Regions from separate parts of the Mus musculus genome. Here regions 1, 2, 3, 4 and 5 are each linked to region 6. Evidence: chromatin loops called from intact Hi-C (ENCODE). Cell type or tissue: heart. All regions are shown on one strand. Links, peaks and the distances in the headings refer to the core of each region. The heading gives the core; the rest is flanking DNA. Region 1 has its middle 9.7 kb from the start of 0610006L08Rik. Region 2 holds the start of Slco3a1 (solute carrier organic anion transporter family, member 3a1). Region 3 has its middle 81 kb from the start of 4930533N22Rik. Region 4 overlaps Slco3a1 (solute carrier organic anion transporter family, member 3a1). Region 5 overlaps Slco3a1 (solute carrier organic anion transporter family, member 3a1). Region 6 overlaps Slco3a1 (solute carrier organic anion transporter family, member 3a1).

Region 1 (5,161 bases), core at 688-4,687, 440 kb before region 6:
GCATTTTGATCACTTATGGCTTTCTGTAGTATTCGTCATCTGTTGTGAAAAGGCATTTCTAAGTGAATTTAAGGCTTATTCAACAAGAGCAACATCATGTCTGGTACTGGAGACTTAGCCAACTATGTGGGGCTGGTGAAGTCATGGATCTTTGAGGGAAACCTACAATGCCCACTTTATTAACCCAATGTAATTATTATTTATGGTTAGAAATAATTAATTAATTATAAAGATAAATTAAATATTTATTTTTATATCTACAGATAAGTATAGCTCTTACTCCCCAGCTTAATTTTGACCTTGCTCTCTTCATCTCTAAAGCATGTGTAATTTCTTCTTTATAAAAAAGCTGTCTTTTGGCTGAAAATGTAGCTGAGGAAGGCTTAGTAGCTGCACTGTTAACTGAAGGCCTCAGACTTCCTCCATTCTTATCTGCTATGCAAAAAGCCAAGAGTTCAATCTCTAGCACTCCCAAAATCTGACATTAAGGTACCCAACTGCAATTCCTTCACTTAGGAAGTAGAGCCTAGAAGATAAGGAGTTAACAAGCCATCCACACCAACACAGTGAATTTGAGGCTAGGCTTGGCTATGTGGGATTCTGTGTTGAAACAAAATCACACCCTGGATATTGAAACATTCTGAAAACACACACACACACAAAAATACGGCTGCAAAATAAATGAAAAAATATTAGGACAAAGAAAATATGATATTCATTTATTTTATTATGTTACCACTATGTAGCCCTACCTGCCCTGCAACTTGTTAGGAAAAGTATTGGTTCAGAAACCCTTTAACCAAATTCTCAACACAAAGGCTACCTGCTTGCAGAGGAAGATAGGGCAAAGAGTAATAGACAGAGACAGCAGATAGGGCATGAGGGAGAAGGGAAGAGAACAAAGGAAAGGGGTTGGGGGTTCTGTCCTGGAGGGAAAAAGACTACCTCTGGATAGAGGAGACAGATGTGGCACATAAGAAAATGGCAGTTTATACAAGTACAAGGGGATAATTTTTGTTAGGATGAGGTGTTTAATTTTAATTTGGCATATTAAGTAGGACAGCCAAAGGGGGCTTTTGATTGCTAGACATCAACACTTTGGTAGCTGAACCTTGGTAGTGAACCTCGGGAAAAGGAAGTGGCCAAATAAGGAAATAGACCTTGGTAGCAAGCTTTAGGAGTGTAATCTAATGGGTTTTAGCAAGGCAGAGGGAATGAGGGAGAGGCAAAAGGCCTGCCAGAGCCATGGTCAACATGCTAGAGCTGGCCAGAGTCCTTTCATGACTCCCTATTTTGGCTAAGCTGGACTGGACCTCACAGAGATCTGCATGCCACTGAGGACTGATACACGGATGTGTGCCACTATACCCGGCCTGATACCTTATTTGTAAAATAGAACAAAAGTGTGTGAAGACTGCCATAAAAGACTTAAGTAAAATACTCTGTTTTTCTTTAAAAGTTTGTCATGTAGTGGTAAAGGTGTACTTAACATAAGTTTGCTAGTTAAACAGAAGCCTGTTGTTGAACATTTGAGAACTTTCTTTATTAGATATTTTCTTCATTTACATTTCAAATGCTATCCCCATTCCAATTTCCTCTCCAAATATTCCCTATACCCTCTCCCGCCCTTCTCCCCAACTCACCCACTCCTGCTTCCTGGCCCTGGCATTCCCCTGTAGTGGGGTATATAATCTTCAGAAGACCTCTCCTCCCATTGATGGCTGACTAGGCCATCCTCTGCTACATATGTAACTAGAGACACGAGCTCTGGGGGTACTGGTTAGTTCATATTGTTGTTCTTCCTATAGGGTTGCAGACCCCTTTAGCTCCTTGGGTAATTTCTCTAGCTCCTTCATTGGGTGTTAAACGATTAGTAGCGCGAACTTAACCAAGATCAGAGAATATACAGCATTGGAAACAGCAAAGACCATAAGCCAGGCCTTGCTCTCCCTGCCTCAAAAGCTGTCTGTTTGAACAACCGCTCAGTACTTTTGTCTCCCCTGCCTTTGTGTGCTGCATTTGGGGTTAAGTCTTTTCTAAAATAGCAAAAATTTACTTATGTCCAGGGCAAAATGTGAACGTAGCAAAGATTTTAAAAGAGTAAATGAATCTAAACTAAACCAAAATGTGACCAAGCTATCTCCAAATGGCTCCCAAACTCCTATAAGGGACCTGGGTGTGGCTTTCTTTCATCCTTGTTATATGGCTACTGGATAAGGAGTGGTGTTTGTGGGAGGTAATTAGGTCATTAAGGCCAGGTACTGATGAAAAAGATTTTTAAAAGACTACTGAGAGAGGCTCTTTGGCCCTTTTGCCATATGAAGACTCTTCGAGAAGCTGATTACTGTGAAAAAGAACAAAATAAGCAAACAAAACAATGAAACAGCTCTCCCTAGCACCTTGACCTCATAACCTCTACAAATTTCAGAAATAAAAGATTTATAGTATATATGCAACCCAGTCTGTGGTCCTTTGGTATAGCACCTGAATACACCAAGATCCTTGCTAATGCCTTGAACCTTGAATGGGCAATGAGTTTAGAGAGGGCATGGAACCCCTTTACTGTTGTCAGGGTGCTACTGCTTGCTTGGTTCTGCATTGCTCGCTGTAGCATGGGAGTGGACGCAGTGTAAATAAAATACAGCTGGGTGTGCTGGGCACAGTGGACTTGGTGTACTTTATGGAAGAATTCTTATTGAAAAGAGAGATTTCCTTTGGTCACAGGTAGTGAGTTCCCTAGTATCTCATGTGACTTTAAGTTTCTATTTAGTTACTTTCACTCCATAAACCTAACTCCAAGAAGGAAAAATAAACACTTGATTTGAGAAAATCCGCAAGAGATAAGTGATCTCCACAGCCTTTGCATGGAGGATACACAAGAAGTTGAACCCCCTATCTCCTACGTTAGCATCTAAGAGCCACACAAAGGTCACACTCCATTCCTGTCACCCCCACCCCCCACCCCCAGTCTGCATGTACATGGTTATTCTTGGCAGGGGCACAGCACACATGCTCCTTGGAACATGAAAAGAGAGACACGCTCCACAAAATGTTCTATCCATCTGCCACTGTGGTGACATTGATATTGTCAAGAGCACATGGCAGATGTGGTCAGAGCTCTGGCAGGAGGTGAGCCCAGGTCTGAAACAGGATACCCAGGGCCACCAGTGAGTAATATGAGGAGGCCAGATAAAACAGGGAGCCTCCAATCTGATGTCCCGGAGGAGCACACACAGAGCTTTCTTCTTTTAGTCTGTTGCCCGCCTAGTCTGCTGAGTCATGGTCCTAACTTCTGTTATTGGAAAAGGAGAGCCTATATCAAATTATCCTGCACTGAGAGAGACACAGCAGCCCAGTGTGTCTGGGAAATCTCCTTCTGTTTGGCTTATTGAAATTAAGGATTGAAAAGATCTACTGTTTCCTCTCACCATCCTTTGGTGGTTGATATAAAACAGATTCTTAAACCAAATGCTTGTTTCTTCTACCATGTGATTCCAATTAAAATAGCTAAGAAAATGATCTCTAACCTTATTTGGAATCATCAGAGAATGGAAGTAATGGTTGTATCAAATCAACCAACAGATAGTGTGAATAGGCCTTGGGTGAAATACTTCCTAGTTCATTTCTTAGAAGCCCTCCATCCTTTGCTAAGTCACTGGATCTGGTAATGTATAAATCACTGATTTGAGTAAATTAAGGGAGGTTAAACAGTAATAGTAAAATACTGTTTATTGATCATCTGCACTAAGTCTGATATTATGCTATGTACATCACATTCATTATCATTCATTTCTACTACCTGAAGCATAGTTATTACTCTCCCATTTTATAGTGAGATCTGCAGACTTGGAGAAGTTAGCTAGCTTGGAAATATAAACCACCACCCTTTACTGGTTCCTTAGGCCCAGAATTCTTCAAAACTTTGCTTTCAATTCTGTCCCAGGATGCCTACAATAACACCTGCATCAAGAACTCTTGACCAATCACCACAATGTTATTTTCAAAGACAAATCTGCATTTTAAAATAATCTGCATTTATTTATTTGTTTGTTTGTTTAATATACATGAATACTCTTTTTTCATGCATGCCAGAAGAGAGAATCAGATCCCAAGAGAAATGGTTATGGTTGCTGGGAATCAAGCACAGGATCTCTGAAAGAGCAGCCAGTGGTCTTAACCACTAAGCCATCTCGTCAGCCCCCCAAATCTGCATTTTTAATAAATGAGAGGCGTGGAAACAGGAATTCCTAAAAAAAAGGAGTGCTCTGAGAACTGCCCCATCCAACTGAGAGTGTCATGAAGGAGACCACTTGACCTTGGTAGCACAGGAGCCCCCTCCCCGCCCCCACTGAAAAGGCTTGAAAGAGTTAGGAGATGGTCTTTAAGTCTGTGGCACTAAACAAACTATAGAATGCTACCTTGTAATTCTGGCCACTCTTGTGCAACAGTGTGCCTCTCTGTATGCAGTACTCTTACAGAGGCATAGACTTATAGCCATGTCCTGTTGAAAGGACACGCCAGCAAAGCACCTTGCTTATTCACCTCATCAGAGAGAATGCACTTCAAACATTAGTTCCATTCTTTTTCGTGAGCACACAGTGAACAACAGCAAATTCTTCATGTACAATCTTTGCAACACACAGGCTATTACACAATGGCTATCATTATGTAATTCATAAAAATTGATTTGTTGAGACATTAATCCAATTCAGCAGGCTCCTGAACAATATTCGGCTGATGATGGGCTCTGCTTTTTTTTTTTTTTTTCACCATCAAAGGAACACAGCAATGCTGCACATTTATTAGGCTCTTTTCCCTCCATACACTGAAGGTTAATCGTAGTAAGTTTGAAGGCTCTGTTTCCTTCATTCCTTTCAACTTTCTGAATTATTACCTTCACCTTAGAGGTTTAAATCAACCTGTATCAATTGGCATTACAGCCTAAATTCCGTTTGAGCTTTTGGAATGCATGAGGTTGTTTTGTTTTGTTTCAGAATCAATGTTGAATTTGACCCTGACATAAGATAAAAAGAGTTCCTTCCCTGGGAAAGACTGGTCAAGAGACTTCAAAAAGTCAAACATCTTAAAATTTAAATTGTATAAATTAATTTACTAGAAAAATGCATCTATGAAGTGCTTTTCTAGCATCGGAATAGTCTCA
Region 2 (5,161 bases), core at 609-4,608, 130 kb before region 6:
GAAGAATCAGTTAGAGAGTGGGGAGATCACTAGACCTGTCTATTTGTTCTTCTTCCCAATGGAGCCACAATGAATAATCTTTCTTCTCTTCTTTTGTTACTTGCTCCTTCAGTTGGCATTCCGAAGACAGGGGGCTGAGCCTAGCTTCTTAGGGCTGCCAGGACACAGGCTTTGACCCTAACAACTCCAGGATACAATACCACTGGTAGAGAAGAACACTGTAGAGAGTGATGCCAGAGAGTAATTTAGGCCGAAGGTACCCCAGACAAGGGGAGGCACATTGAAAACCACACCAAGACTAGGTGAGGTCATGTCTGGAAGACAGATGGATGAAGCAATTTATATTTAAATGGTAAGGCAAACAACACACCCCCACTGTGCCACCGTCTATTCTTACTCAATTTCTCTGGAAGAAAGTAGAAATTATGGCCGGTGCTAATTGCTATGCACTATTGAATGTAAGCCTTGGCATTGGGATATAGGCCCTTGGGAAAGCAAGGAAAAGTTCTCCAAATAGGCTTTGGCTTCTCCATCACTAACGTGGACAACAATGCTAGGTATTTTCTGTTCGTATCCACTTTTCTCTTAGCTTCCAAACGCTGCTGCCTGAATCAGTACATCCTATCAGAGGCGCCTTGTGGACCAAAATCCTAGGGAATGCTGGGGAGCAAGGGGCGGAGGACTGATGACAATTGGCTCTGCTGCATGCTGACCTTCAGGCCAAGCCAGGGAGGGCCACAATAGTCAGGAGAGGGGTGGGGACACAGCAGGCTTGTGGCTCATCCCTTCCTGAACTCCAACCGCAGGCCGCTGGAGAACTAAACAAGGCCCTCTGCTGGGGTCCTTGTGATCTGCAGTTGCCTGTACTTGGAGGCTGGGGGAAGATGTGAGACTCCCTGAAGCTCTAACTTCCCTTCTCAGAGGTTCTGTTTCTTTCTCCCATTTTCGGGGAATGGGCGGTTTAGATATGTCCAGTAGCCACTGAATGCAGGAGCAGAGGCTGGCAAACCAAAGGAGCCAATGGCAGCTCCTATCTCGGCATCTTCCAGAGCCCCAGAGCACAACGTCTGTCCTTAGAAATCCCTAAACCAAGCCGAATACAGCTCCTGCGATACTCTCTTTATGAAAATTGCTTCTTCTCTCCGGCCTTAGCAGTCCGGTACCCGCACTAGAAGTAGGGTGCCTGGATACTCCCATCTCTGCACCTCATTGCTAGTCCTAGTACCACCCAGTTTCCGCCTTGGTGCCCTGGGCCCCACAATGCCTCCTAGTGGCCGGGTAGCACCTTCCTCGCTCAGCCTCCTACCCCACCAGGACTCCTGGATTTTGCAGTTTCGCTGGGTAGTTAGACCCCGCCGGCCTTGACCATCAGCAAGCCCTTAGTGCCCCAAGCAGGTCCCCTCGTGCCTCCCAGGGACGCACCCGCAGCCAGTAGCGGCGCAGCCCGGGGCTCAAGGCGGCGATCAGGCCCCGGCCCGGGCTTGGGGCGCTAGGGGTGAAGGCAAGCGAAGCCGGCGGGCCAGGGGAAGCCGGTGAAGGCAACGGCGAGAGTCCGAGAGAGGCTAGGCGGCGGCAGCAGCGGGCGACGCGAGGAGTCCCTGTGATTGGCACAGCCCGAGCCGGAGGAGGCGGCGAAGGGAGGGCGGAGGAGGAGGAGGAGGAGAAGGAGGAGGAGGAGGAAGGGAGCTAGCGCGGCGGCAGCGAGGAGCGGAGCCTTCAACCTCTCTAGCCGCGGCAGGACGGGGGCGGCCGCCGCGGGCCCGGGGCGGGGACAGTACGCAGCCTCGCGGCACGCACCCCCGCCCGGCAACGGCCACGACACCCGGGGCGAGCGGGAAAGCGGCGGCGGCGGCGGCGGCGGGGGAAGGATGCAGGGAAAGAAGCCGGGCGGCTCGTCGGGCGGCGGCCGGAGCGGCGAGCTGCAGGGGGACGAGGCGCAGAGGAACAAGAAGAAGAAAAAGAAGGTGTCCTGCTTCTCCAACATCAAGATCTTCCTGGTGTCTGAGTGCGCCTTGATGCTGGCGCAGGGTACGGTGGGCGCCTACCTGGTGAGTCCGGGTGCCAACTCTGCGGCGGACCCCCTTCCCTGCCGGCGCTTCTCGGGCTTGCCGCCTGGCACCGGGAAGGGGCCTCGCCGGCTCCGGGGGCAGGCGGGCATGACCTCGGCCCGGCACGGAGGTTGGCGACTGGTGCAGAGGCGGCCGCCGGGGGAGCTGCCGGCCGGAGCTCGGAGCGGGCGGGACCGTGGATGCCGGCAGCTCGCGCGCCGGGCAGGGGCTAGGGAAGGGGTGCCTGAAAGGAGATGCCGCAGGCAGGTGGGCATGAAACTGTTTCTTCTCCCCTCTTGAAAACGGAGCCATATGGCGAGTTCAGGGAGCCTCCTCAGAGACTGGAAGGCATCGCGGTTCAGGTGACCTGCACATGGGAGGAAAAGCCAGTTAGCATCCTGCGTCCTCTACTCTCCGTTTCATCCGCCCGGTGAACGAATCATTATGCATCTTTTTTCCCCCTGGCTCTTTCTCCATCCACCAATTGCTGGGGGAATTTAAAAGGCGCCCGAGTGTGGCCCTGAGCTCAGCGGTAACTGCAGGGGGACTAGTCCCACCCAGATCCCAATAGCCATCTTTCTGTGGAGGGATAAAGTTATAGTACCTGGAGAGCAGCTGCGAGTTTCTGTAGTTCTACCTTAATTCCCCATCATGGTCGCTCGCCCACACGGGGAGTGGATCATCTGTACAATATGTATTTGCTTTATTTGTCTCCAGAAAGGGATTATTGATGCCCAAAGGCCCATGGACACCTACTATGCCCAGGGAATCCACTTGTAAGGATTACCAAGTACCTACTTTGTCGCTTTCTTCTGTCTTGCTCAGGTGGTCCGCACTTGAGTTTCAGACAGTGCACTTCCAGACCTATTCTGTCTACCCAGGAAAAGATGTCTTCGAGTGGATAGTGTTAAATCATTACTTGGCTATTGACCTGAAACTGGAATCAAATGTCATAGATTTTAAGTGTTAGTGAGCACATTTGATGGAGATCGAATTGGACAAGATTTCAAAAGCGGTTGGATAACCACATCCAGAGATAGAGCTATGTGTATCCTGATGCTATCATGAATCCCTCATTCCTGGCCCAGGGTTAAAGTTAATGAGGGCCAGACGCTGAGTAGCCAGAACTCTCAACAGTTTCCCAAGGCTCCTACAGGCTAATAAGATGAAGGGACATAGCGCTTGGTTAAAGATAGTTATGTGGTGACTTGGAAGTGGGGGTGGGGCTCTACAGAGTCAATTCTGTTCCTGGGGTGACTGAACTGTAGAGCATTTGAGAAATCGTATGCATTTTTGTCACCCTTTCCCAGATAAACAGTTTTTAACTCCCCATTTCTGTCTTGTGTATAATATTGTCCCTGAACCCTGGGGCCAAAAGAACATTTGAGTATTCTGTTTTCCCAAACGTATTCCTTTTCTCTGTGGTTGTCATACTAAGCTGTAGACTGTGGCCTTTGCTTGGTGAGGATGATGATGTTTGGAGAAGCAGCTTTTTTAAAGAAGAGATTTGACTGTTAAAACACTTAGAAGTTACATGTGTCTCTAGAGGCAAATGCACATTCCTACTGATAAGTGTGACTCCGTACCGAAGCATATGCAAACTAAATTATATCTAAGCAGGTCTTCGTGTAAAAAGAGGCAGTTTATTCGATCAACAGCTGGCTCCTGTTTAACAGCTTCTTTGCCTTACACCAGGCTCCATTAAGGGTGTGGTATTCACATGTGGCAAAAACAGCAAGGCTGGACTTCATCATCCCAGGAATGATGAACATCTGAGATTAGGAGTTTGCACTTCTAGTGGCTTAGGGTTTTAGAAGGAAGTGAAGAAGAGCCTTAAGCAGAGGAGTAGCCTTTGTTCTTTTAGAAAGTTAAAAGGCTTCCATTGTGTCTGGCCTTGGGAGGTGAGGGGTCACCGTGCATCGCAGGACAAGGATAGGACAGGAGGCATTCTATCCACCAGCTGGTGGTATCTGGTCACTTCTGTCTGTCCGTGATGGAAAGTCTGATGCGTTGGGGGTGGGTACTGGGTAACGGGAGCCAACAGGTGCCCTGCAGAAAGCTGATGGGGGCCCAGAGAGAGAGGACAGGCTTAGGACATCGAATTAATTTTGATGACTAGCAGTGCAAAGAGAAGGTTCTCAGGGACCCTGCTCTGCCCTGTGCCACGGAGGGGAGGTCCCTTTACTCTAAGAACCACACAGGAAGAATGGTGGCTGAGGTGGATTGGCCCAATCAGCTTGCCACAGGTTTTGATCTTCTGGGTCTGTTTAGAGGCTTCCCATCCTCTGTCCTTTGGCAGGTAGGAAAAAGTTTTACTGTTCTTAAAGCCACAGGAGCCTATTCTGTGGATATTTGGGGAATTAAGTTATTATTGAGGGAGAGGCAGATTCCTTCCTTTTAAAATTCCACTGGGTCTGTTGCAGGACACCTGAGACCCTGTGTCTGCAGATGAACACAGGTGGTCCATGGGTAGATACCCGTCTTTTCAGTGGGAATCAGCATGCGCTGCTGGGAATGTATTTTCAGGTATCTGATGAAGGGCTGGCTATGGCTCATTGCCAACAGGGCTCCCTTTCTCAGCCAAGAGGATGACTGCACATATGACGCCAGGACCATTATTTCCTATTTGGTTTCACAAGTCTATGCAGCTACCGTGTGTGTGTGTGTGTGTGTGTGTGTGTGTGTGTGATCTCCTTGTGTGCCTTTTCATTTTTAAGTATTGGTGTCATTCCATCTTTGTCGTCCGTCCTGCAAAGACAGGTTTCTCATTGTCCTTAATGTGTCCTCAGCGACATTGGTCTATGTTTCCCAACTGCAGAAGTGAGGCAGGAAGTGGCTGGTGACTTGAGAAGCTGCTCTGAAAAGTAGGACTTCTGTGTGTGTGCACGTACATACGTGTGTGTGTGTGTGTGTGTGTGTGTGTGTGTGTGTGTGTTTGTGCTTGAGCACCCTGAGTGGGGATGGCAGTTAAAGAAGAGTAAGAGAGAGGGAGGGTTGGAGGGGAGAGGGGAAGAGGGAGGGAGGAAGGGAGGTAGGGAGAAAGAGAGAGACAGACAGAGAGAGAGAGAGAGACAGAGAGAGAGAGAGAGGTTGGTTTTTCTTAACCTGCCTGG
Region 3 (5,161 bases), core at 751-4,750, 690 kb before region 6:
GCCATTGGCATATTATTACTCCCAGGGATCTATTATGAGAGTTTGACTCTAAAAGCTTTTCCTTACCTGGTGACTGTGACAGAGTGAGGTGGAACATGGCCAGCCGACCATCAACTGACCTTGCTTGGTGATGTTCTTGACAAAGACAGAAAGATTTCTCCTTTAGAGATAAGGCAGGATAGGGCAACTTCCTCCATGCAGACCTCACGGGACATAGTTTACAGATGCCTCCCCCAACCTCCCGTTCTTGCTCTTGTGTATGTACCTGATCCTATAAGCATTTTCCCCAAGTTAAAATGCTGGGCTACTATGGGTAGCTTTGTCATCTTTGGACCTAGCCCCAGAAACATTTGCAAATCAATCACACAGCACCTTTGAATTCAAGCAAGCTTAAAGCACATTTTGTTTAATTTGCAGAGGCATGGCGAAGAATTTATAAGCCTGGCTCTTGTGCGGCAGGGAGGCTTCCCCAAAGATTAATGACAGAATGAAACACAGACTAGAGCTGTCCCCAGATGCTAAATGGAAGAATGAAAGTTGTTAGTTATTGTAAGTTATGGGTCGGGCAGGGATTTATTTAGCAGACCCATCCTATAACCTCTGCAAGGTTCAGTTCATGAATAGAGAGTGAAGACTCTCTCTGTCACCTCACCTTAAATATGCTTCAGCTGACCACGCACCTTTGGGACCATGGGCTTAAGATGATTTAAAAATTAGAGGTCATAAAGACATATTGAGATGTCTCCTGCAGTGAATGCGGCCACCATGCTTGATAATTTCCTGTAGGTAGGGAGGTTTACTGAATCCCAGTTACTGTCCTTCAGAGGAACAAGAGAACGAGGCTTTCAAATAAGACAGCCCCGGCCTTCACTTGTGATGTATGTGAGCCTTCGCTCAGATTTCTTCAGATCAGCACTTGTGGTAATTTCAGCACAGTCTGAACATAAATGGCATTTTATTATAGCGAAAGGAAAAAAAAAGATTAGTGTAGAGTTAAATAGGTTGAGTTAGCCACCTGGCAATGTATACATATGCATGTGCTTAGCCAGGGAAAGAGGTGCATGCTGAGAAATGAGTGTTAGGCAGTTCTGAAGTTGTGCAAACAATAGAGTGTGTGCACATACAAGCAAAACTAGGTATAGAGTTACCAGGCAACCTAATCTTAGGGGACTGTCATTGTCTCTGTAGTTCATCGTCATGTAGATTTATAGATCTATAGGTCTATAGATCAGAGAATGTTGCACCATACATACGTGTAACTTGGACTTGTCAGCCTAAAAGTAAATAAATAAAATGGCCTACCAAGAGCATCATATCACAAAAGAATGGTTTTCAAATGAATAGAAAACAAACTGTTAAGCAATTGTCAAATGGATGGGAAAGGAGTCACATTGGTTAAAGTCCTCCCAAAGCATTGCCAATTTTTACTTATCCACAGAGTCCTGAAGTGGGAGCGCTTCCGTTAGAATGCATGGGACGTGTTTACTGGCACTGTTCTGATGGTTTTCAGAAGGTTCCCTTTAAAAACAACCTGTGTTCTTCACTTTGAACAGTGGAAATATAACATTGTTATAGCTCATGATTGTCAAAGCATTTTGGTAGTGTGTTGCTCAGCTGTGACTAGTGAGCCAGAGAAAGCATGTTGCATACGGAACTCTGACTGTGTGCGTGCCCATCCTGGGTGATGAATAGATGGCTTGAAAGGAAGCTCAACATTTAAAAATTATATTGTGGGAAACACAATGTAGATACTTATGACATACAGAAACAGGAAAAATGTCTCATATAATACACACACATACTAGACAGAGAGAGACATACAATTTTTTGTCTAATATACATGCTAAGTATGTACATATACATGTTTTTTAAAGCCTAATTTATTTATTGAATCTGAGCTATTTTAACATAGGCGTGAGACAGGAAAAGATACTTTAAAGACTGAAATATTTATCAGATACCTTATGCAAATTTCTCATTTTCTTTATTTTAAATGGGTCAAAGAGTAACATGGAAGGTAAGTACACTTTAAGCGTCAAGAGTGGAGCTATTTCAGGTTATTTTTCTATGCAAAATCATGGCCCAGATGAATCCTGGAGCTCTGCAATCTTAGTAGACTAGAAATGTCCCCATGTGTTGTTCTTGGTGGGGTAAACAGAACAAGGTACCAGAAAGGGCCCTGGAAGTTTGATGGTTTATCATTTATAGTAACGCATGGTTGTGATCTTTTGCCTTCTCCTCCTTCCAAAGTCATGTCCTAAGTTTGCAAAGTTTTGGGCTCTACAGAGAAGATCTGAAGGGCTAACAGATTTTATTCTTTGGTGGGAGATAGTGCCAGTGTTTGAGAAAGGAGAAAGTATATTCGTACGACTGCCTTCGTCCGTTGTGTGGTTCTATAGCAGAATTTTGCTGACAGTTAATGTGTAATGAGAAGAGATATCTATGGCTCATGGTTTGGGTGGTTGTAAAGTTTCAGCAGCATGGTGCTCAGGTCATCTTAGCTGGTATGGAAGGCCTTCCGTATTTCAGCAAGCACGGAAGCACAGTGTGAATGGGATGATTGGAAGCTTCAGAGGCACCATGAGTCAACTCCACTGAGGTAACCTTCCTGGCAGTGTTTCCAAAGAGAAGCTACCTGCCAAGGCTGCTGAAGCACGCGGCTAATTAAAAACTTAAGTCTAAGGCTGTTTTATTCCGATACAAACACTAGAGGGCAGAAGCTACCTGGACCATGCAAGACAGTCTTTACTCGGAGGTTGGTTAGCTTTGTCACCCAGTCCCTATCCAGCAGAAGAAGACAGCCTTGGGGAAATGTTTATTTCCCATCACTCTATTCTTTAGGATATCTGTGAATGTGAAGACGATTCCAAAAGACATTTTCTGAAGGAATTCCTTCAGACTCCTTGTCTGCTCAGATCTGAAATAAGGAAATTTCTCTGGAGGAATTGTAGATCAGTAACCATTTGTTAAACATTTGTGTGGACCTGCCCTGCACCATAGTATACAGCTGAGTTTGAACCTAGGCTTATTTCACCAGCTTTTTACTGTTTCCTGACATTGGTTAATTTCTTATAACAAAACCCTTTGGGTATCCCTGGAAATTCATGAGAATAATGTGTTTAAGCAAGAAGACCTCCCCTCAAAGCCTGAACTCTTACACATATGGGAGGAGGCTCTTGACATAGCTCTATTTAAAAACCAGATAGCCACTGACCTAGCTGATGGTCATCGTAATGGCCATCATCATGGGACATTTTTCCTCCCACAGCTGAGCTGATTCATGAAAAGGTAATATCATAGACCAGAAGAAGTTCCTCTTGGGAGCCCCAGCACAGTCTCTTGGGTGTGAGTGTACTTATATCATCTAGAGAAAGGTTTTGAGGTCTAGGACTAGTTACTTGATCCCAGTTGCTTTATATTTAACATAGAAAAGCTTTAAACAAAGAGTCTGGAACATGACCACAAGTTTGAATTTCTAGGGTGAGAACAATGCCCACCCAGGAATGGATACCAACCAGAGCACAGGCAAAGAAGATTGGATGCAAGAAAGTGCGCATAAGACTTGTGTGGTTCTTCCCCACGTTCTCCTCTATAAGTTCCAGTGTCTTTGGTTTTATGTGGCATTCCTTGATCCACTTAGACTTGATCTTTGTACATGGAGATAAGAATAGATCAATTTGCATTCTTCTACATGCTGACCACCAGTTGAACCAGCACCATTTGTTGAAAATGCTGTCTTTTTTTCCACTGGATGGTTTTAGCTCCTTTGTCAAAGATCAAGTGACCATATGTATGTGGGTTCATTTCTGGGTCTTCAATTCTATTCCATTGATCTACCTGTCTGTCATTGTATCAGTACCAGGCAGGTTTTATCATAATTGCTCTGTAGTGCAGCTTTGAGGTCAGGGATGGTGATTCTACCAGAGGTTCTTTTATTGTTGAGAATAGTTTTTGCTATCCTAGGTTTTTTGTTATTCCAGATGAATTTGCAAATTGCCCTTTCTAACTTGGTGAAGAATTGAGTTGGAATTTTGATGGGGGTTCCATTGAACCTATAGATTGCTTTCGGCAAGATAGCCATTTTTTACTATACTAATCCTGCCAATCCATGAACATGGGAGAACTTTCCATCTTCTGAGATCTTCTTCGATTTGTTTTTTCAGAGACTTAAAGTTCCTGTCATACAGATCTCTCACTTGCTTGGTTAGAGTCACACCAAGGTATTTTATATCATGGACACAGGAAAAATTCCTGAACAGGACACCAGTGGATTGTGCTGTAAGACCAAGAATTGACAAATGGGACCTCATAAAATTGCAAAGCTTCTATAAGACAAAGGGCACTGTCAATAAGACAAAAAGGCAACCAACAGATTGGGAAAAGATCTTTACCAATCATAAATCAGATAGGGGGCTAATATCCAATATATATAAAGAACTCAAGAGGTTAGACTCCAGAAAACCAAATAACCCTATTAAAAATGAGTTACAGAGCTAAACAAAGAATTCTCAACTGAGGAATACCGAATGGCTGAGAAGCACCTGAAAAAAATGTTCAACATCCTTAATCATCAGGGAAATACAAATCAAAACGACCCTGAGATTCCACCTCACACCAGTCAGAATGGCTAAGATAAAAATCTAAGGTGACAGCAGATGCTGGCGAGGATGTGGAGAAAGAGGAACACTCCTTCATTGCTGGTGGGATTGCAAGATGGTACAACCACTCTGGAAATCAGTCTGGTGGTTCCTTAGAAAACTGGACATAGTACTACTGGAAGATCCAGCAATACCACTCCTGGGCGTATACCCAGAAGATGCTCCAACATGTAATAAGGACACATGCTCCACTATGTTCATAGCAGCCTTATTTATAATAGCCAGAAGCTGGAAAGAACCAAGATGTACCTCAACAAAGGAATGGGTACAGAAAACGTGGTACATTTACAGCATAGAGTACTACACAACTATTAAAAGTAATGAATTTATGAAATTCTTAGGCAAATAGATGGATCTGAAGGATATCATCCTGAGTGAGGTAACCCAATCATAAAAGAACACACATGGTACGAACTCACTGATAAGTGGAAATTTCTGAGCCCAGAAGCTTGGAATATCCAAGATACAATTTGCAAAACACATGAAACTCAAGAAGAAGGAAG
Region 4 (5,161 bases), core at 380-4,379, 53 kb after region 6:
GGGAGGCTTCGAATTGAAGTCCTAGGCTAGGAAATGGGCCAGGGCAAGTGAGAGTGGTGAGCTTGGGTACGACAGTATGGCATTTATGTCTAAGAAAAATAAAATGTTGTCTGTGCCACTCTATGTGTGTGAGAGAGGTTGAAATAAGATCAACAAACCTAGAACATAATCAAGGCTCTTTGTTCCAGGTTTAACTGAATGTCTGGGAACCAAGTCACCCCTGGCTGAGAGCCATTGCTCTAGACTTTAAGAATTTCATTGTAGGCAACCTGTTGAACACCAAAGCTTTCTAGCCATTCTTCTTCTTAAAATCAAAAATAACAAGAGGCTGTGATTGCTGCCTGCCTGGACTTTGAGATGGGAGGCACCCACAAACCCACAGAGTCCTGTATGAGAGCCAGACAGTTTTGTACAACCAGCTCCCCGCTTCCTGTCTCCAAGCAGAGTCTGACGTGGTTTTTTAACGTAAGGAGGCTTGTATGGGAATTCCCACTCCTGTTATGTTCCCAGGTGGGCCCTGGAGACACCTGCCCACTGTCAAGGGAACATTGTGTGGTCCAAAGGTCTGCCAGGTGTCCTGTGCAGCCAACTTCCTGACCCATGGCCTCCCCTAGAACATGCCTGGTAGTGAGGCATTCAGTAGCCTTTGGACACTCTATTCACGTGTATCCAAAGTGTCTGGTCATCTGCCTTGTCGTAACTAGATCAAGCATCTAATTTTGGGTTGTGCAGAGAAACCCAGAGTTCTTGTTCCCCGTGATGGCATTTTGGCCATGTCTCCTGCCCATTCTTTTGAAGGCTGAACCTTCTGTCCCTTCACTTGGTGCATGCATGTCTTCTATAGCCCTCTCTCTCCTAAGTCCTTGTCCAGAGGATAAGCCATTGTGGCAATGGCCCTATCTCAGTGACATATGGCTTTTCATGTGAGATCAAGGGGCCCACTCCTTGCCCCAACTCTGTCAATGCATCAAAATTGCATTGGAGTTCGGGATAACTGCTTCTCTGACTGGGTTGTATTCCAAGACTGTTGTCTAATGAAACCCTCCCTACCTGGAAGCTCTAGTGCCCCATACTTTCACCAGCCTGTCCGCAAAAGGCCTGCATGTACACGGTGGGTACACCACAACTCTCCTGTCCATGGATTTAGCCGATTATTCATCCTAGATCTGTGCTCTGTCTTCAAGTGATCATGTTGGATAGATGTGTCTCATGGCATACATAGAGAAAGCAGGATAGGAGAGAGCTACCAGGCATGTCACAGAACCCCATTCTGCTTGGCCACCACCACCACCCCCACACACACACACACCTGCTTTGCCTGTTCAACATGCTTCAGCTAGCTCTTCTTTGACCCTATGCATCTTTCCTCTCCTAAGCGCTGAGCAAGCGGTTTGTCCAGTCTGTACTTGCCTCCCCACTCAATGTGTTTATGGCTTTCTGCCGCTCTAATCAGCCTCTGACCCTATCAGAAAACCACAGAGGAAATGAAGTCGGTCTGGCTTGACTTTCTCTTGCTGAACTCTGTCTACACCTGACAGCAACAGCTCCCTGCTCACAGAACACATAAATCCAGGGTTTAATAACCCATCCTAGGATTTCGCCAGGCTTCAAAAATCACCCAGTCTGTCATGTCAGCAAACAGCCTTGTCCTTCTTGGTGATAAATCAGGGTGAAATTAGCATTTCACACACGCCATGACTCTCTGCCACAGTTTTTCAAACAAAACGCCTGGCATCTCGGCACTGCTGTAGGTGGGGTTGGGAAGGTTCGAGATCACAGCTGCTCCCTACAGTTGGCTCACCTGGCTGTCACCTCTCCAGTCTGCTTCTTTCCATTGGGGCCTGGAGACATCAGCCCTGCTTCCTAGCCAGGAGGAATTTCTGCAGCTGCAGCTTAGCCCCTGTTGCTTATTAATGCTTCTGGGTGCAGAGTTGTTCTGATGGTGGGATTCCTGCCTCAGCACGGAGCTGGAGCAGTCTCACCCTGCAGTGTGCACTCAGCAGAATGTTGACCTCTGCCCCAGCTCCTGCTCCTGTTCCTGCCTGGCCTGGCATCTCCAGCCTACTTTTAGAGAATATACCCAGAATTTATAGATACACTAGGTCATTCTGAGCGTTGATTATGAATTATCAACACCCTGAGGGTTTTTAAAGAGGAGGGTTTGAGTTGCTAACTTTTCCAAAGGCTGATCTAGATAAGTGCTGACTGCAAGGTTAGAGCCGGTTGGGGTAAGGACCTCTCTTCCTGCCTTAGGCATTTGATGAAGACATTCACTAATAACTGCAGATATCCAAGCAGTTATTATAATAATAATCACCCAAGCCTTGGTGACCTCTAGGCTGCAGGCCACCTTCCTAGGAGCTGGTAACCCTCCAGCCTTGCCATGGAGAGCATGCTCCACATCAGAGAGGGGACAGTCTCTGTCATATGAAGGCTTCTGGTTCCCTCTAGTGACGACTTCAGATACCTGCTCTTTGCCACTATTCCCAAGGAGATGCTGAGGTGGATTAGATGGGCAAGCCTGTCCCAAGTGGAACCCCTGTTCAGTCTCCCTCGTGACATGGGGTCTCAACAACAGTTGGGCTGTGGTCAAAGCCTCATTTTCAGAGCCCTACAGAGAGACTGTTCCCTTAAGAACTTACTAGAAGAATGTCTGTGGGTCAAGCCATTCTGCCACCCTTTCCCCTTGCCTGCAGGCTGGTCCCCAAATGTTCCTGTGTCACAGTCTTCATGTATGTCTCGGTGCTATTGTGGGGATTAAACAGTATTCAAAGCCCTGACACCCAGAAAGCATTTACTGAGGATCAGTTTGGATGCTGAATTACTGCTGCCTGCTGAGGGTTAAACTGAGGTAGCCGTGGGCTTCTGCTCCCTACGGTGAAGACAGCCTCGGGTCACCCTGTCCCAACTGTGTGAACATGTAAGCATGAGAGTGACTGAATAAGGAGTACTTATCCGGTCTTCAGTTTTACCTGTAGGAGTCCTTCCCACTAGGGTGGAACCTGATCTCTGACACTGAGTTCTGCGGACTTCCAAGGACCTGAGCTGGCCCTTGCAGCAATATGAAGCTTGGTGGACTCCACCACAGTACTGTGTAGCATGCCATCTCCCAAAGACTATGGAGAAAACTCATGGCGGCGTCTTAAGTACATTGAAAATGCACAGAGAGACAGGCATCGGCAGATGGGACCACTCCAGCAGGTAACGCTCCTAGAGAAATTGCCACCTTGGGTGGGAAAGCCGCTTTTCTGGAGCTTAGGAAGTTCACCTAGGCTCTAAGACATATGACATATGACATTCTAAGACATAATACTATAAACTTAAATTATAGACATTTACTTATACAGTCCTGGTGGTTGAATTCCAACATGGAGGTATAGGCAAGGGTGGAGACTGAGTCCCCTTTCCTTGCCTTGCAGATGGTCCATGTATTCACACAATCTTTCTTTTATGCGTGTGGCCTTGGTGTCGTTCTGTGTGTCCAAATCTCCTCTTATATGCAAAGTAATCAGGATGGAGAACCCATCATCCGAACCTTGTTTAATTGCCCCTTTTAAGGGCTTGTCTCCAAATAGAGTCATATTTTGAGGTGTATTCAAGTGTGGAACCCAAGGGCTCTGGGAGAGGGCCATGACATGCTCTCACCTTTGTGGAGGAAAGTCATTTGACTCAATCTCCTCGACACAGGTTCATGGAGGCCAGTCATCTAAGGGGCATGTGGTCTTACTGTCATGAAAGGTAGGGGGAATGAGAGAAGTTTTTCTTTGCTGGGTTGGAAAACCTATGTAGACAGCAGTAACAGCTTAGCATTGACATACAGCTTATAGCCAACGCATCAATATGCAGATGTGGGCAGAAGCAGCCCAGCTTCTATCAAGATAAGCTTGGATCACTGCTTTGCTTCACTGACTACTGCTAAGACTACTTATTGGCCTTGCCACTAAATGGCCCACTTTAGGTCTTTCTGTCTCTCAGTTGCCCCCTTCTGGAGGCTGCGGGTATGGACAATGGGAAACCAAAGGGGACCTCAGTGCCTCTACAAACAAAAGCTCTGTGAAGGTGACTGAAGTCACACACAGGACTCCATGCCCTTCTTGTTTGTGTATTAGGATGGGCTTCCCTCGTATAGGACTTCATGGTTCCGTCCTCTGCCCCACCAGTGGCATCTTCTTGCATCACCAGGCAATGCATTGGCATCATTCCGGGTTTAAGGATAGCCCAAGGGCTCTAGGATAGAGACAGAGCATGTTCCGAGCGTTGTGAAGGAGAGTTCTTTGACTCAAGCTCTTTGGTACACGCATCACATCCAGGTACCCAGAGGCTGGCCAGTCAGCCAAGAGGCCTGTGATCTCACAAACATGAAAGCTGGAGGGAAGGAAAGAAGTCTCTCTCTGCTGGGTTGAAAAGCCAAGTAGTCAGAAGCAGCTACAACGTATAGCAGCAACGTATAGCAGCAGCAGATCCTCCCCACCCTGGAGAGCCCTGACCACATAGGATGACGTTCATTTGCTTGCATCGCTTTCCATAACGTGTGGCTTCCTACCTCCCCCACCTCACCACCGCTCCAGGCTCCCTGGCAATCAACTGGTATTTTAGCAAATAAGCATTGGCTCCTTGCCCAAGGCTAGTGGCCGGCTCTGTTGCTCTTATGGAAAAGATAATTTAGAAAAGATAATTTAAACAAGACCACCACCTAGGGTATCTGCCTTCCCTGTGTCTCTGATTGTTAAGATGTTCTCCAAATAAGAAATTTTGGTCTTGTATCCAGACAGACCATAAGCAGAACTCTGAAGACACCACTGACTGACCAACTGTGTGGCAAAGGAGAGAAGGGAAGAAAAATGAGGGAACCTAGAGAGATTCAGCAAAGGAGGCAGTCACTAAGGCAGACTTAGGACGGTGTGTGGGATTTCAACTCTGCCTCCAATAGAGAAAACCTGGGTTGAGGGCTAAGCTGATTGAGGCCATGCTATCTAGCATTAGAGGCCACACCAGGTGTGCCAGGCACCACATCATGCTTTCATCAGAGTGTACACAGTACTGGCAGCGTACAGAGATGATTGACTGGCTGCCAGTGGAATTAAGGTTCTGCCCCGCCCCACGTCCATGCTTTAGACCAGCCCCCTCTCTGCCTTAGCCTCGGATAGAGCCCAAGCCCTTT
Region 5 (5,161 bases), core at 540-4,539, 87 kb before region 6:
TGCTTCCAGCCTGCTGCAATTCTCTCTGCTCCCAAGTGATAAGATTGCTGTAGGTAGACTGTGACACCTGGGTAGACTGTGGATGCAGTGCAGTTGTGTTATTCTATCATGTGCTTTTTTAAATTATTATTTAAAGGGAAAGAGTAGATACATACACACAACCTTTTGTATTGCACACATGGTAACTTTTACAGTGCTCTTTGTTTTTTATACTTTATTTATTTACTGGGGGCACACATGCCACAGAATGTATATAGCAGCCAGAGAACCACTTGCTGGAGTCTACTCTTTCCTTCAACCATGTCCATCCTGGGGATCAGAGTTAGGTCTGCGGGCTTGGCTGCTGGCTCCTTTATCTACTGAGCCATCTGTTTAACACTACTTCAGAGTCCATATTTGAATCTCTGTAGGTGTTTTCCCCCTTCTGCCTGAAGGGACTACTCTCATATTCCTTGTAAGAAAGGTCCAGCATTGAATTCTGTCTTTATAATTTTTTGTTTGTTTTGTCTTGTTTTGTCTTGTTTTGTTTTGAGACACAGTTTTTTCTGTATAGCCTTGGCTGTCCTGGAGCTCACTCTGTAGATGAGGCTGGCCTCTGACTAGTACATCCTGCCTGCCTCTGCCTCCCAAGTGCTGGGATTAGAAGTGTGAACCACTGCCACTGGACTCACACTCTTTTTTTTTTTAATGTGGGTTCTGGGGATTAAATTTAGGATCCTCAGTTTGGTGTGTCAAACACTGTATTGGGTAAGCTATTTCCATAGCCCAAATGGGGGTTTTTCAATGGACACAGTGGTATTCTGGGACTCTGAGGCATGCAGAGAGGCTGACTCTACACAAGACAGCTCTACCTGAGCATCCTGTGTTGAAATGAATGGTTAGTGTGAGCCTTATTCCAAGATCTCTTGGAGGCTTATGCCTGTCCCCTATATCTGAAAGCCAGGGAACTGAGTTTCTCCTGTTCTCCAATAAAACAGAGCAGCCACCATACCAATTCTGAGTTCAAACGGTGCTCTAGGTTGAGGTGTGCAAGGCTCAATACCAATTGTTTTAAGACTTGGCCTAATGCCTACATATCTGCCAATAATTTCACAGCTTGGGCATAGAGTGCAGAGAGCTCTGTTGATTGAGGGTAGTGGGGACCTGAAACCTGTTTATCTAAGCTAGAAGGAAGAGCTATTGGGGTTGGTGGAGGGGTCATGATGTGATTTACATATTGGAAGTAATTATCTTTAGTGGTAGTTTTATTTTATTTTAGCTTGAGTGGGAGGATCATAAACTATTGCACATGCTCTTAGAGCTAATTAATTGGACATAAAATTCAAAGAGTATAAGGAATCATAAAAATCAGTTGCCTCTGTTGTGGTTTAGGGCTGTTTAGGGGGTGGCAGGGAGAGAAAAAGACGAGAGGACCCACAGTATAAGGGAGAGGGAGAAATGGTCCAAGAAAGATGCAGATCATGGAGTAGAGGAAAGAAAAGGAGGAGGTAGAGATAGGTTCTTAGAGGAGAGGCCAGTGATGTCTTTGTAAGGCAGAGCAGGCAGAGACTGATACTGTTATTCAAGGTGATCATAAAAGTGCTATGCCAGGCTATGTAAGAACAGAATCCAAAGAGTGCCACCGTGAGTGAGGGGCCCGGGAGAACTGTGGTGGCTCAGGGTCCTGCAGTGGGGTTGGGGGCGGGGCCATGCTGAAGACCAGGCCAACCTGTGGTCACAGTGCCTACTGGGCTCCAGGGCTTTTGTTCAACAGGGGGGATCATTGTTCACAAAAAGACTAAAAATGGAGTCTTGAGGCTTGTCTTGCCCAGACTGACCAAGTCAATATGAAGCTCTTAAAATCTCACTTATGTCCCTATATAAGAAGACATATTTAATGGGGGTATGGTGGTACAGACTAATCTCAGCCTTCAGGAGGCAGAGGTTTGACAACAAGAGCGTTTCAAAGGAGAAAAGACATACCCTTGGCATGACAGATAAGAGATTAAATTTACCTTGAGATCATTCTCATGGGCTTTAAAAAAAAAATAAAGTTTGGTTAGAACACTTCTGATAATAACAGGAATGCTTGGTAAACTTGTTACCATTGATGTGCTTGCAAATGCCTGGGGCCACAGTGTCTCAAAAGCTTCTCTGTTTAATTCGTTCTCTGCCTTTTAAGCAAGACTGATTTGAAAATTATGCCCAGTTATCCCGTGAGCCCAATTTGTGCTCAATCATTGCAGCAGACATAAAGCAGCCTCGCCAAATGTCTCCTTCACCTGGCCCAGTTGTGGATCATGTGGTTGGAGCAAGAGCAAGAGGCAGGGACACTGATGTCCTGGGCCACCTGGCTGTGCAGACCTCACAAGTGAGTGTGTTTTGCACCAAACTTCCCACCACAAGGAATGGCTGTTTGGATGAGAGACAGAATAGCACACTGGACTTCCTTCAGCTAAGATCAGGGTTATAGTTTTATCACAGAAACTAAATACTGGCTGCGGAGAGCAGAGAATAGTCCTTTTAGTTCAGAAAGAGATGTCCTTGGAAGGATGGATAAGAGAGTTACTTTACAAATCGCTTGCATGGGTTTAAAAATAAATATTAAACAAACCTCCAAACCTTCACAAAATGGAATTGAAGTGTCTAGAAATGATTTTTTGGCATTTGTAACTAGAGTGTTACATACATTTATTATGAGTGAGAAGTTTTTATTATCAGCTAAAGATATAATGTGTAGAGTCAAGATTTGGGCAGTCAATAAAGGGGTATAGACCAAATCTGTCCCTCTGCCTGTTTTGTTGAGTAAAGTTTTACTGGAACTCAGCCATGTCCACTTGTGTACAGGTTTCCATGGATGCTGTGTTGGGCTACAGTGGCAGATGCCAGTGTTACTATGGTGACCACATGGCCTGGGAGTCTAAAATATTTACTGTCTCACTCTTTTCAGAGTAAGTGTGTCAAATTCTTTCCAGGAATCCCTGAGAGAGGCAGCCACATTACTTTGTCCTTGACCATACCGAGGTTGACACCTCTTGTGCTGTTGTTAGTATCTGCTTGCTGATGTGGGCCCTCCCTTGACCCCATGATTCCAGGATTTTGAATCTGAGTCTGGTGTCACCTCCACACTGATGTCCTTTCTTAATGACTTATCAGCAGTAAGCCAGTGGATATCGTTTCTTACCAAGACAATTTGAGTAGCTGATCAGGCAGTCTCCCCCATTCCATACTGTGTAGAATGCTATGCTATTTCTAAAGGATAACTTCTGCTCAAGAGCGTCCATTCCCCCATTGACCTCAAACCCAGATCCATAGTAGTGTTGCCTTCAAGGCTGCTTTATCTCTGATGACTCCACTCAGTACCCTGAGTCATGTGCTATTTCCTCTTGCTCCAAGCCAGCCAGAACTCTCCACCTGGTATATTTTCTTTGTGTCACTGATCTTTGCTGTTGAAATAGTGCAGCAACTCCTACCACTTCATGTCTTTATTAATTAATTAATTAATTAATTAATTAATTTTATGTATGTGAGTACACTGTCGTGCTCTTCAGAGACACCAGAAGAGGGCATCGGATCCCATTACAGATGGTTGTGAGCCACCATGGTTGTGGTTGTGGATGGTTGTGGTTGCTGGAAATTGAACTCAGGACTCTGGAAGAGCTGTCAGTACTCTTAACTTCTGAGCCATCTCTCCAGTCCCTACTTTATGTCTTTTAGAATCTAGTTCACTCTTGTGTCTTGGGTCAACTACCGGTGTTGTCAGTCCCTTGATTGTTCTGCCTCTCTCTTGTGGTGCTGTAGCCTCTGCTGTCACTAAATGGTATTGTTCTGCCATGGATGGATTGTCTCTTAATCACAGTCATGCTTCCGGAATTGCCCACACAGCAGGCACTGGGGGTTGTGGAATCAGATTAAATTGAAGAAAGCACACAGATCATGTAGGCCAGTGTTGAGAATAGTTGGTTGATATATATACCTACTGAGTGCTGGCTACAGGGCCCCAGTGGCACTCACAAGAACATGCTCTGTTATACCCATTGCTAAGGCTTGGAAATAGACTCTGTCAGATGGTCTTGATGAACAAAACTTCAATCAAGGCTAGATTGGAGTCAGGCATGATGGTAGAGGCCCATGATCCTAAGGATGATGAGGATCTCAAGTTTATAGCCAGCTTGGGCTACAGAGTGACTTCATGGTCAGCCTGGGATAGATATATCCATCTCCTGACAAGACCTAGTACCTTCAGATCAGGAGTTTCATACTGACTTCAAGGTTCTCCCACTACAAAGAATAGATGAGGTTGCAGTGCCCTAAGCACACATATATCAAAGGTATACATACAACACCTCTACCTTGGGTGTTAGAATCATCACCTTTGTGACACAGGCCTAGGGAGCAGGCACTGTTATTTGCACAGAGCTCCCCAGGTGATTGCAGTTGCCAGTGCCAGCCCCACCACCCAAACCAGACAGAAAATATGGGCTTGTCTCTTAGAAGATTGTAATCTTCCACCACAGTCCTGAGAACCTGGAATCCTCCTGAAGAGTACATGGTAACTTCCCCTGGGCCACTTCTTTAGAGAGCAGGGGAGGATTCAGACATGTTTGCCCGTAGGCCACCCTATCCTACAGTACTGATATCAATGTGGATCCAAGTCCTCCCTTTGGGCACACATGTATGTGTATGTGCACATGTATACAAGTGCATCTGTGCATGTGTGCATGTGTGTGTGTATAGGGGGTGGATGCCAGGGATCAAATCTTTCTCAGGTATACTTCCTCACAAGCCATCTCTCTTGCTTTTTTGAGGTACCTCACTGGGACCTGGGACTCACTACATAGTCTAGACTTGCTAGCCAGGGAACTCAGGGCTGCTACCTTCCCAGCACTGACTTTGTACATGATTGTTGGAGATTGAGCTTGAGTTCTCATGCTTGTTGAGCAAGAACTTCACTGAGTCTTTGCTCCACCCTGGGAACTGTTATTAATAAGAGTTCATGAGATTCTGAAATGTAGCTTTCTCCCTTCCTCCTTCTTGTCCTCTCTAACTCTTTCCCTTCCTTCTCCCTCCCCCTCCCTCCCTCCCTTCCTCCCTCCCTCCCTTCCTCCCTCCCTCCCTTCCTCCCTCCCTCCCTCCCTCCTTCCTTCTTCTCTTCCACTTAGTTAATGCAGCAGAAGCCTGG
Region 6 (5,161 bases), core at 353-4,352:
CATCATGATTTGGGTATGGATTGTAACCTTGGGATGGAGTGGAGGGAGACAGTACAGAGACTGAAGGAAGAGGAGAAAGGCAGAAGACAAATCCCTGAATAAGTGGGCCAGGAATGCCAGTAACACCTCATTGCTCAAGATAGGTGTCCTTTATTAGCAAGTGTCATTTATGGCAGGTACGCTGTGTACCAAGGACCAGTGTTTGTTCTTACTGCCTCGCACACATGATTGCTGTGCCTTCCTTTTGGGTTCACACCTTTGAGATTGGAACAGTTCTACCTTAACTAGGTATCTTACCCAAAGATATCAGTTTGGGTACCAGAAAAGAACAGGGTTTGCACTTTTTGCCTATTGGTGTCCTTGCAATGAAGCATGCGCAGAGGAAGTGTAGATCTCTAAGATTATTTCCTGTCCCTGATGTTCTAGTCTGGGAATATTATCACTTTAAAACCAAAGGACTGTCTGTGTCATTCTGGCTGTGACTTGATATAAAACACTAACAAAATCTATACGTAGAGTAGGCATGAGCTCTGAACAGTGGTACCAGAATTGGTTACCCATGGAGAGCATGTTGATGCAGTGAAATGCCTTATCTAGCTAGTATTCTTTCTGTTCTTTGACTGCTTCTCTCAGGCTTAGGGGGTACTTGAAGGTTGCATTCCAGTCTCAGTATACTCACAGGGTGCTAGAGAGAGTGCTAACTTGTTACAGAGAAGTGGCCAAACAACTTTTCTGTAGTTTATGAGGAAGAAAGTATCACCTATCCAGTGTAAAAGTTCAAGTGCAGTTGCAGTTTATCCTTCAAAGCTGCTATAAACCTTCCACTGGAGACCCTAGCTCCCCTGATCCTCCAAGAAATAGTGACCTGGAAGACCTGGGAATGTGGCTTCATGAGAAAGAGGAATTTAAGCCTTAGCTTGACTGGAGGAAGAAAGGGAGGTTGTGGATAGGTGGATGAGACATTATATTGCAGACTTTGAAGCCAGATGATAGAGTAACCACTGCAATGGGGCAAGGCACGGCTGTTCTTAACATAGATGGGAATGAATTTTACACTTTGATTCCTTGAATGTATCCATGTTCTGAGCGGCTGGTGTTGGCATTCCCATTTCACACATAGTAATGTGCAAGCTCATAGATCCTGTAGATGGTACTGAGTCAAGTGGCAAAAACTCCTGTTGAAAAATGTGTTCCTTTTTCTCTCATAGTTCTACACTGAACATGGCCTTGTACTTTGGGCCAGTCACTGAGTTAACTGTTGTAGTGACCGGGCCTCAGACCTTGTGGCCTTTGAGGACAGAGACCCTGATGTGATGGGAAGCCAAATGCTGTGCTGTGTCTCTGTATTCTGATTTGATGATGGGATCATTTCATAGGGAACTGTTCATGACAGAGGCATGTCCAGCTAAGCCCTGTGCTGGGTTACACTCCTCTGCCTAGGATGGACATTATTAAGATTATTATAAATGATCCTTTTTTTTTCAATTATATAGAAAAAAGTCAGTCACAGTCAAAAAGTTTCACTTTGTTGAAACCCCGCTAGGAGGGAGACCTTTCCTAAAGTTATGCAGTCTGAAGGACATGTAGAGGGGCTTATGCAAGTAGCACTGTTGGGACAAAGCTTATGCCTGCATCATGCATCTGCCGCACATAACTCTGTAGCATTGGACAAGACACGGAGTCTCTCCAGATATTAATTTCTCAGTTACTCAAATGACAATGGGACAGTGTTCTCTTAAACAGGTTACAGGGAAGTTGCAGGGATTCAGGGAGGTATTGTATATACAAGGTTGAACATTCGTAGTACACATTTGGCAAAAACAGATGAATCCCCTGTATTAGTTATTCTTGCGCTGCTATGACCACCATACCTGACTGAAGAAACAACTTCAGAGAAGAGAGACTTATTCTGGCCCAGTGTTTCAGAGAGTTTCAGCCCATATCAGCCAGAAACCAGGGAACCACATCTCAGTACATGCAGGTGTGCAGAGACTCTTCAGAGCCTGGTAGACCAGGAGACTGAGAGATTAGTAGGAGCCAAGGGCCTGGTAGAACCGCATCTCCAAGTAGGCCCTGCCTCCTAAAGTTCCACAGTCTAGCAGAATAGCTCCACCAACTGGCCACCATGCACTCAAACTGGAGTTAGTGGGGATGTTTCAGATTCAAGCTACACTAATTCCCTTGCCTGCCCACTTCCCCTCTTCATCCTCTTGGTAACTAGTGCAGCACAACCTTGCTTCTAGGGAGCGAGTCTGAGAGGCCCCACTGTCGCTGTTTCAGCCTGAAACTTCTGCATAAGCTCATTTGTCTAAACCATGGCAGAGGAGAAATACATGAAAAAAAAAAAAAGTACATTTTTTTGTTCACCCTCCTCCAAGGAAAATGAGAAGCCAGGCCAGGCTATTCCCCTAGGTCTGCACAGTTCACTGAGCTGCTCGGGGCAACTGACCACCTGCTGCCTCTTTTTAATATCATAGGAGTCGAAGCCAAATACCTGGGCAGGGACTTGAAGCAAAGGTAGAATAAAGCAAGTGCTGGAAGGAAACCCAGCCCTCCGGGGAGGGCTGTGAGATCAAGAATGGTCTGCGATTAGGGTTTCTTTTCAAGCCTGTACTTTAAATTACAGTCATAATTTATTGCTATTATGAGCACTGAACTATGCTTGCCCTGGGCTCTGTAAACATGGGAAATCAGCCAGGCCTGGTAGCAGCAGTGTGCCAATAGCTAAGAAAGGGGCCTCGGGGCTCGAGAGCCATGAGAGAGTGCAGACCTACCCCCTGCCTTCTGCCACAGAAAACCTACCTTGTCCTCTCCAGTGTGTGCTCACTATGATACTTCCCCTCCAGAAACCACATTCATTCAAATTGCTGAGTTCCTCCTGTGCCAGGTTGTGTCGGGGAGGCAGAAAGGAAAATGGGAGCTTTCAGGACACTGTGCTACTTCATGAGGGAATAAGGCTGGGGGTTTTCAGACCCCAGGCATTCTGGGAATTCAGTTAATTGGTGAATGGAAGAATAAGAGAAAGATGGAGGACTGGAGGACCAGGCCCAGAACTAATGTAAAGAAAGCCAATCTGGCTATGAGGACTGACCCCTCCCTCACGGGGGGAGGGGTGGTGGTAAGTTCCAGTGTCCTGTTTGTAGTCTTCCCCGAGTCTGGTGCATTCTAATGTGGTTCCATTGTCTAAGCAGGTATGGCAGATGGAAGACTTGGGCAGTGGTAGTTATCTCTGTAGCAGAAGAGTGGAGTGGAGTGGGCATTGGGTGAGTTTCAACATCTCTGTGCTGGGGCCATAGTGTACTATTCTGAGGTATGTGGAACTGGCTGTCCAAGAAAAGAAATGTGGCATGAAGCTTGCTTTGGAAGATAAGGGAGCTGTTTGTCCTTTGGGTGTCTGTTACATTCCCCTTCTCAAATTCAAGGCTAGCAGAAGAAAGCGGAAGTGGCAACTTTGTGTCCAGGATATGGGAAAGGGGCCTTTGTACTAAATAGCCATGTATTTGAGTGCTGGGAAGAGAAATGCCAGTATGAGGTGTATGGATTGTCTCAGGGATACTTGAGAAGAGGGGGAAACAAATCCTCAGTGTATGACTTTCCTCTTGATGCAGGGACACCCCAAAGACAGATGGGAGAATGCACACAGACTTTCAATAATGAGCTATGTAGAGACAGGGAGGGCATCCAAGGGGGAAGCAAAAGACAGCACATGTAGAAAGCCAGATTGGAGATGCGGGGGGGGATTGAGATTGCAAACAAAAGAAACATTAACTGGAGATGGTGGCATGGGTTGTGGCTTCGGTAGTGCCAGGGGACAGAGAGGGACAGACTGAAGAAGATATGCATGAAAGCCAAAAGGAGGAGTCCTGGATGGAAGCCAGGGACTTATTAGATTTTAACAGCTTTTCCAGTAAGTACCTTTGTGTCCTTGACTAAGTCACCTGGAGGTCCCAGGTGAGGGGCTGCTGCCATCACTTCTTCTCTACTGTCTATATAGCATCTTAGTGGCACAGTGGGGACCCTGGTGGTGACTTACAGCTGTGATCTGGGTTATATCTACCTCAACTTGTGCTACCTCAGCCTGGTAACTTCCAGAACTCAGTGCCTCCTTATCCTGTCCCCAGCCTGGCCCATGCACATGCCTCGCAGGGCTTGCTCTTAGAGTCAGCAGCAGCTGCAGGTGGCCATCACATGTCTGGATACTTCCCTTCTGCAAGAATGGTCAGTTCTAAAGTTCCCAGCTCAGGTTAATTCACTCTCCTTAAGTCAGGTAAGTCAGGAGACATGAAACAGAAAGAGGACCGCTGTGTCTCAGGCCTCCAGGAGAGGGGCATTCTAGGTCACCTGTGGGCTCTGTTTGACTGCATGGACGCAGTGGGAAGATCTCAGCAAGCTCTCAAAGAGATCACTTTACCACGGTGCCTGCCCGATGAGCCTGGGGACTGATAGTGACATGACTGTGGCATGGGGGGATACTGCTGTCGCCTCGTTCATTGACGCTAGACCTAGAACAAGCCACCAGTGGAGTTGGCCCTCCTCCCCCTCTTCCCAGGAGGCTATATTTAGAGCTCTCTAACTGAACTGAGCTGCCACTGTGAACCGTGTATCTTAATGAGGACCATGTGCGTCATTAACAAGGCAGGTGCGTGCAGCCAGCGAGGATGCTTTCACTCCATACCTTGGTGGGTGTGAGCTGGTGGCTGAAGCTTCAGCTCCACACGCGTGGCATTGCTCACTGCATCTCTTCCGTGCACGCAGAAGTGCAGGCATCTATGGGAGTAAGAATTTGCATTTCCTGAAGTCAGACAGTTACTAGAATTGTTACAGTCAGAGCCTGGACCCTGGCAGCCCTAAGGAACTAGGATCTGCCACCAATCCTCTGGAAGCCAGTTAAAGAGAAACTGACAGTGAAAAGCAGAAAAAGGAAAGTCACTCACTGAAGCCACCTTGAGGGGAGGCTTAAAGAACCCCAGTCCCTGATCTATTTTCGGGGTCCTGGCCTGAGGCTTGGATTTAAGTGGAAGGCAAGAGGTATGTGAATCTGAGTAGTCTAAATGAGTGCCGCCCTCTCATCCTTGTGATCCTGGCTCCAGTCTCTCCTGCAAGGTGACCTGGAAAATTGTCAGGACAGTGTAGAATCTCTTTCAGGAGACAAGTCCCTCCT

Evidence for each region. Peaks named below come from ENCODE experiments on the same cell type or tissue, not always from the same donor. Only the 100,000 strongest peaks of a DNase experiment are listed, where the experiment ranks them.
Region 1: it touches region 6 in a loop (4-fold over the local background); 3 of 42 quality-filtered maps call a loop at or near these places.
Region 2: a loop joins it to region 6, with 7 times the contacts of the local background. A loop is called at or near these places in 11 of 42 quality-filtered maps.
Region 3: a loop joins it to region 6, with 4 times the contacts of the local background. A loop is called at or near these places in 3 of 42 quality-filtered maps.
Region 4: it touches region 6 in a loop (3-fold over the local background); 8 of 42 quality-filtered maps call a loop at or near these places.
Region 5: it touches region 6 in a loop (1.8-fold over the local background); 4 of 42 quality-filtered maps call a loop at or near these places.

What each region holds. Positions count from the first base shown.
Region 1 is chr7:74,860,939-74,866,099 of GRCm38, reverse strand. No RefSeq gene overlaps it. Among named protein-coding and RNA genes, the nearest start is that of 0610006L08Rik, 9.7 kb to the right of the region's middle. In heart, for the core only: no CTCF peak of the experiment used is centred there; a DNase peak (open chromatin) is centred at 3,059.
Region 2 is chr7:74,551,298-74,556,458 of GRCm38, reverse strand. It overlaps Slco3a1 (solute carrier organic anion transporter family, member 3a1), which reads left to right and starts at 1,679. Exons shown (of 10, transcript NM_023908.2): 1 at 1,679-2,048. The coding sequence starts at 1,869. In heart, for the core only: CTCF peaks have their summits at 844 (motif pointing left), 1,299 (motif pointing left), 2,002 and 2,208; DNase peaks (open chromatin) are centred at 818, 1,608 and 2,178; H3K4me3 peaks cover 4,000 bases; H3K27ac peaks cover 2,788 bases; H3K27me3 peaks cover 139 bases.
Region 3 is chr7:75,108,385-75,113,545 of GRCm38, reverse strand. No RefSeq gene overlaps it. Among named protein-coding and RNA genes, the nearest start is that of 4930533N22Rik, 81 kb to the right of the region's middle. In heart, for the core only: a CTCF peak has its summit at 2,710 (motif pointing right); no DNase peak of the experiment used is centred there; H3K27me3 peaks cover 285 bases.
Region 4 is chr7:74,368,675-74,373,835 of GRCm38, reverse strand. The region is part of intron 2 of Slco3a1 (solute carrier organic anion transporter family, member 3a1); the gene reads left to right. Among named protein-coding and RNA genes, the nearest start is that of Slco3a1, 180 kb to the left of the region's middle. In heart, for the core only: CTCF peaks have their summits at 2,453 (motif pointing left) and 3,982 (motif pointing left); a DNase peak (open chromatin) is centred at 2,435; H3K27ac peaks cover 775 bases.
Region 5 is chr7:74,508,597-74,513,757 of GRCm38, reverse strand. The region is part of intron 1 of Slco3a1 (solute carrier organic anion transporter family, member 3a1); the gene reads left to right. Among named protein-coding and RNA genes, the nearest start is that of Slco3a1, 44 kb to the left of the region's middle. In heart, for the core only: no CTCF peak of the experiment used is centred there; a DNase peak (open chromatin) is centred at 2,857.
Region 6 is chr7:74,421,641-74,426,801 of GRCm38, reverse strand. The region is part of intron 2 of Slco3a1 (solute carrier organic anion transporter family, member 3a1); the gene reads left to right. Among named protein-coding and RNA genes, the nearest start is that of Slco3a1, 130 kb to the left of the region's middle. In heart, for the core only: a CTCF peak has its summit at 2,115 (motif pointing left); DNase peaks (open chromatin) are centred at 2,101, 2,681 and 3,271; H3K27ac peaks cover 1,251 bases.